Linked DNA regions of Homo sapiens: region 1 is linked to region 2. A link is a loop called in an ENCODE intact Hi-C map of the cell type or tissue named here. Cell type or tissue: IMR-90. All regions are shown on one strand. Each heading gives the region's core, and the rest is flanking DNA. Links, peaks and the distances in the headings are about the cores only.

The links. A loop is a pair of places that touch in the nucleus more often than their neighbours do. Peaks named below come from ENCODE experiments on the same cell type or tissue, not always from the same donor. Only the 100,000 strongest peaks of a DNase experiment are listed, where the experiment ranks them.
Region 1: it touches region 2 in a loop (2.0-fold over the local background); 3 of 110 quality-filtered maps call a loop at or near these places.

What each region holds. Positions count from the first base shown.
Region 1 is chr2:75,485,945-75,488,858 of GRCh38, reverse strand. No RefSeq gene overlaps it. Among named protein-coding and RNA genes, the nearest start is that of EVA1A-AS, 37 kb to the left of the region's middle. In IMR-90, for the core only: no CTCF peak of the experiment used is centred there; no DNase peak of the experiment used is centred there.
Region 2 is chr2:75,558,333-75,561,226 of GRCh38, reverse strand. It overlaps EVA1A (eva-1 homolog A, regulator of programmed cell death), which reads left to right and starts at 288. Exons shown (of 4, transcript NM_001135032.2): 1 at 288-547. RefSeq lists a silencer at 279-338. In IMR-90, for the core only: a CTCF peak has its summit at 1,078; a DNase peak (open chromatin) is centred at 56; H3K4me3 peaks cover 1,498 bases; H3K27ac peaks cover 1,693 bases.

The sequences.
Region 1 (2,914 bases), core at 244-2,743, 73 kb after region 2:
ACGGAATACAGCTACCAAGGGGACCTCTATTAAATGCATGGCTACTCATATACCAATCTCTCTTTTAAATCTCCCATTTTTTCCCCATTGCCTATTTAAAATGTCCAAATACCTCTAGATAACATACTGGGCTCTCCATAGAAGGCTGCTGCAGCTCCATCACCTGCCCCTCCTTGCTCATTCCTTTACGTTCTGATAATATCAAATTGCTTATAGTTCTCTTCTACACTTTTTATCCCAATTGTTGCTTCTGTCTAAAATACATTTCCTTCTTTCTCCCACTTTTCTACCTATCCTCAAGGCTCAGCACAAGTGTTTCCTCTACCAGGAAGCCTTCCAAGACTTCTCCAGGCTGGGCTAAGTATTGTCCTCTAAGTTTCCACATATCCTGTGCTTGTTATGCCCCTTGTTCCTACTATACTGTTGTGAAATTGTTCACTTGTGCCTCAAAGGCAGGGAGTCTGCCTTGTTATTGGGTCCCAGCTGGATGCACACATCACATGCTTTCAGCAACTATTTGTTGAACTGTGGTAAAGACTACATTGTATTCACCAAACCCTGTTCTCTCTGCCTTCTGGACACGTAGATGGACTATATTTCCAAGACACTATTTTGGGTAGATGTGGCTGTATGACAGAGTTTTGCCAGTGGAAGATGGCAGGCCTACCTAATTGACATTTGCCATTTCAATGTTGGTTGGCTCATATGATCTTCTATCCTCTCTGCTGGCTGGATGCAGAAGATTCAGAAAAGAATTCTGAGGCTCTAGATGATGGTGGAGCCACAAAATGGAAGAAGCCTGGGTTTCTGAATGACCACATAGTGGGCCACTCACTGTCCAGGAACATCCACATTGTATTTTGTGTTAGGAGAGAGAGGCTGATGAAATACAACCCTGAAATGAGGGCTGGGAGGGCTCTTGAAGTCTCTGCTTCCAACTCTGTCTTCAGACAGGCTTATTCCTAACTCATTGTTCATTAGTAAAATTGATCCTAAAACTTCAAAGGGAATTCTATGGAGCAGAGTAACCCTCTTTAGGTAAGCATTTTCCTTTACTACTTTTAACTTCTTATGCTTCAGTTGGAGTTACCTTATGTTCAGGAAGGATATTCATTCATCTCCCCTTATAATAATTCACAATAATGAATATTCAAAGTTAACATGTTTCTTGTCTTTTTGTTCCTTGTGCTGAATAGTTTCTAATTTATTTATATGCTTTTCATGGTACTTCTCCCCTTTTATTCTAATATTTTATTTACATATATACATATATTCTACTTTGTTGAAGTAAAGTGAGTCAGGCAATACCTTCCACCTATTATCATAACTGTCACAAAACCTTCAATATCATGCTTATCAGAGTGACAGTTCTGATAAAGGCAGCTAAACTCATCATTCTAATCAGCTTTGAGCAGAGCAAAATTAGCCTTGTTTCCCATGTCTTTCCTTATCTTCTCGACCAATGTTGAGATTGCACAAATTGTAAAATGAACTCCTCTGAAAAATTGTGATCAGATATGGGGTGTCAATCTTTTAATTGTTTGCCAACCTGTATTATTCTGTTTTCACACTCCTAAAAAGAAATACCTGAGATTGGATAATTTATACTGGAAAGAGGTTTAAGTGACTCATAGTTCCACATGGCTGGGGAAGCTTCAGAAAACTTACAATCATGGCAGAAGGGGAAGCAGGCATATCTTACATGACAGCAGGTGAGAAAGTGATTGTGACCTTTGCTGCAGTTTGCAATAAATTCCTCATCTCCATGTGAGCCCATCTCATCCTGGATTTCATTATCCACAGGACTATCAGCATTTTGGCCAACACCATTCAACAAATCTTTAGGAAGGGCCAAACTTTCCTACATCTTCCTATATTCTTCTGAGCTCTCCAAACTCTTCCAATCTCTGCCCATTACCCAGTTCCAAAGTCACTTCCACATTTTCGAGTATCTTTATAGCAATGCCCCACTCCCGGTACCAATTTACTGTATTAGTCCATTTTCACACTGCTATAAAGAGATACCCAAGACTGGGTAATTTATGAAGGAAAGAGGCTTAATTGACTCATAGTTCTGTATGGCTGGGGAGGTCCCAGGAAACTTATAATCATGGCAGAAGGGGAAGAGGCAGATCTTACACGGTGGCAGATGAGAGACAGCATGTGTCAGCACAGGAAAAACTACCATTTATAAAGCCATCAGATCTCGTGAGAATTAGCTCACTATCTTGAGAACAGCATGTGGGGAACTGCCCCCATAATCCAACCACTTCTCTCCCTCCACACATGGGGATTACAGGTCCCTCCCTTGACAGGTAGGGATTACAATTCAAGATGAGATTTGGGTGGGGACACAGAGCCATACCATATCACAGCCCAAATCAGTATATATCAGGATACATTCCTTGTCATAAATATTAAATTTAACATTAAAAATAGCACCAAAAGTATCAACCTTCAAAGTGATAGTCTTCCCATGTCAACAGCAAATTTGAAAATTTATGGCTTTTTTGTTAATTTTAAAGATATGAATTTCTTTTTCACCCTGGAATAAGAATATCCTTCTTTCTTTTTCCAGATAGAGTCAATTCTTCCTTTGTGTCCCCACTGCTCCTTGCCACTTACACTGTATGTGATTTTTCTGTACCTGTCTTTGTCCCCTAATCTCTGAGCCCCTGACAGCTATACTGTATCTTACTCACCTCTGATTTCTCAGTGTGCATGCAGGACCTGTTTCATAGTAGTGTCTCCTCAAATGTTTTTTGAGTTAATAAAGTAATGCATAAAGTCTCAGAGAATTTGAAATACAGCCCATTGAAGCATGCTGTTCCATAGATCCCCAAGGCATTGATTGTTTGTGATGAAGATAATTTTCTTAAGTGTGTGAAGGTCTCTTTTATCTGATTTCATTTAT
Region 2 (2,894 bases), core at 1-2,500:
AGGGGGAAAGCCTGGAGGACCGGGATAGGTTGGGGACTGCCGATGGGGAACCTCCCCGGTCCTGCGGACAGTCGGCAGCGCGGGGAGGCAGGCAGGAGTTGGGAGCGTGAACTAACTTGGCGCGGAGGGAGGTGCCGCACGCCGCAGCCGTTCAGGTTTCGCGTCTTGCGGGCGCCCACATGGGCCGCTGGCTTGCAGAAGGGGGCGGGGGAGAGGGAGGGCAGGTCCGGAGCCAAGCGGGTGGAGGAGGGGGGAGATCGAAGGAAATGAGACAACCTTTTCCTCCCACTGACTCGGGCTCCTGCAGCTTCTGCGGGGCTTGGCGCCGCCGTCCGTGAGCACCCAGGCCGGGACCCCACATCCCCAGGCCAGCCCTGACCCCGGCGGCCCCTCCGCCGGGATTCCTTTCCGAGGTACTGGTGCCGGCCCAAGACCCGGGCAGCGCTTTGTCGTGTCCGCCCCTCAGTGATCAGCTCCGGGTCCCCCTGCTCGGCCCCGCGCGCCCCAAGCGCAGTCCCCGGAAGTGCGCGCCGGGGCCCCAGCAAAGGTAAGAGGTGCCCGAGAGCGCTCCCTGAACTCTGGGGGCGCCCGGCATCCCCAGCGGGCTCCGGCTTCTCCGAAGCGCCCTCTTTTCGGAAACACCCAGAGCACTTCTGACCTGAAGCAGCTGCTTTGTTCCCAAGTCCCTGCCCAGGTGTTGTAGGCTGGGTCCCACAGGGAACTCTGCTTCCCAGCGCTTTCTTTTTTGCCTCCTCTTCCTCCCACTTTCCTGTTTCTTCTCTCGCCCCCCCTGCTTCTTTCTGGATAGAACAACTCTCAACTCCCTGCCTCTGCAGCCCAGCTTCGGAAAGCAGGTCGTTCCCAAATCTAGCGCTTCTCTCCTGTGCCTCTGGGAGCTGGGCTGAGCCTGACTGGCTTCTATCCCAAGCCTGCGCGGGGCGGACCTGCCAGAAATGTACGTGCTGCACCGTGGACTATTTACCTGGTTTGTTTCGGAGGCAGCCAACTCGCCGCGCGCATTTGGCGACCCCCAGGACCCCGAAAGCCGAGTGCATCAGGGAGTGAAAGGCTGTTGGCGCCCCCTAAAGTCCCAGTGGGACGCTTTGCTTTTGGAGAGGGGCGCGCAGACAGTCCACGCTGCTCTATCTGGGAGGTCTGCGTGGGGGTCCCCACCCCTACTATTGAGGGGTAAGGGGAGGTGTTGGCACGCAGTACGGAGCGCGTTGGGACATGGAGGAAATGAGGATGTCCTGGAAGGAGAGGAGTGCCAACCACATCGTGCTGGCTTGCCATGTTGTTCTTATTAACTGCCTGAGTTCTCATAACAAGCCTGTGTGTAGGGACTCTTACCCCTATTTTACAAACGGGCAAAATGAGATGGGGCCACACAGCTAGCTAGGAAAGGGCCCAGCCAGGATTTGGGTCCTAGCTGGTCTATACCACACATACACTTCAAGTCCAGCCCTACAGAAGATTCTTCTTTTTAGTCTGAGCAAGAACCGTCCCCCCAACTCCCCCGCCCCCCCCCCACCTCCTTTCTCATAGTACAAGGGACCAGGCTTTTTCCGTTTTGACCTAATATACCTTGATTATATTCAAACCCAAACTACTTATTATCTACTGTCCTCTGAGTTCAGCGGCAAGCACTGAGGTTTCACCTTTGAATCTTATTAATTCATCCCCTTCTTGTCATCCAGTCTGTCACGAAATGTGTAATACTGTTCAGAAGGCTGGCTTGAATCTCCTTTCCATAAAGGCAGTCAAGCGCAGTGGCTAAGAGCCCGGGCCCTGGAGTGAGACCACCAGCTTGAATCCTGGCTGGGGCCTTCCTGTACCTTTCTGTAGCTGGATTTCCTCATCTGTAAAGCAGGGATGCTAGGGCTTAAAGTAATGGTTTTCAACGGAATTTTGATTTTACTTCCCAAGTGACATCCAGCAATGTCTGGAGACATATTTGGCTGTCATCATGTAAGTAGAAGAGGATCTTATTCATCTGGTGGGTAGAGGCCAGGGATGCTGCCACATCCTGTATTGCACAAGACATCTCCCCCCTCCCCCACTCCGCTTCCAAGATTTAAGAATTATCTAGCCTAAAATGTTAATAGTGCTGAGGTTGAGAAGCCCAGGTTTAATGTTTCACTTCATGAAGAGTGCCATTATTTCCAGCTCTCATCCTTTTATCTGCTCTAGTTTGGCTGATTATACCAGTCTCTGTCCCAGTCTTTCCCTCCATTCCAGTGCCAGAATTCTGTTGCCAAATCCACAGCAGGTCATGCGGCTATATTGCCTTAGCACCCTTGTTGGTCCCCTATTGCTAGCAGAAGGGATGGGAATTGGGAATCTGCAGGTGTTTTACAAGCACTGAAGGTAATTCCTCTGCATGTTAAAGTTTGAAAATCACTGTCTTTACAGAATAAAATGTAACCCCCGACCTTGTACACATGGCTCTTCACAACTGGCCTCACCTTATGCCACTTCGTCAATGTTCCTGACATTCCCCCAACCCACTATTCTTTTGGTATTCTAGGTCCTGACTTTTTGGAATGCCCTTCTTCCTCCTTGGCTGGCAATCAATCTTTGAGACTAGAAGTTAAGTCTCCTTTTGGGTGAAGCATCATTCTTCAGTTCCTACAGACCATTTTGTTGCTCCCTGCCCTGCCCCAGGTTGGGGGAAAGCCTCAGCCTCAGCCTCAGCCTCCCCTCTCCCCTCCTTTTTTTTAAAAAATAAATATGTATCTCTTGCAGTATTTTGTTTATCTCTCCCCTGGTCTTACATACTTAGAATCTAGCTTAGTGCCGTCGATGCTCACAGTGATGGTTTCAGGCTTTGGCGTCAGGCTTCTTGCGTTCAAATCTCAGTTCTGCCGCTTATTAACTCTGTTAAAAGTTAATTA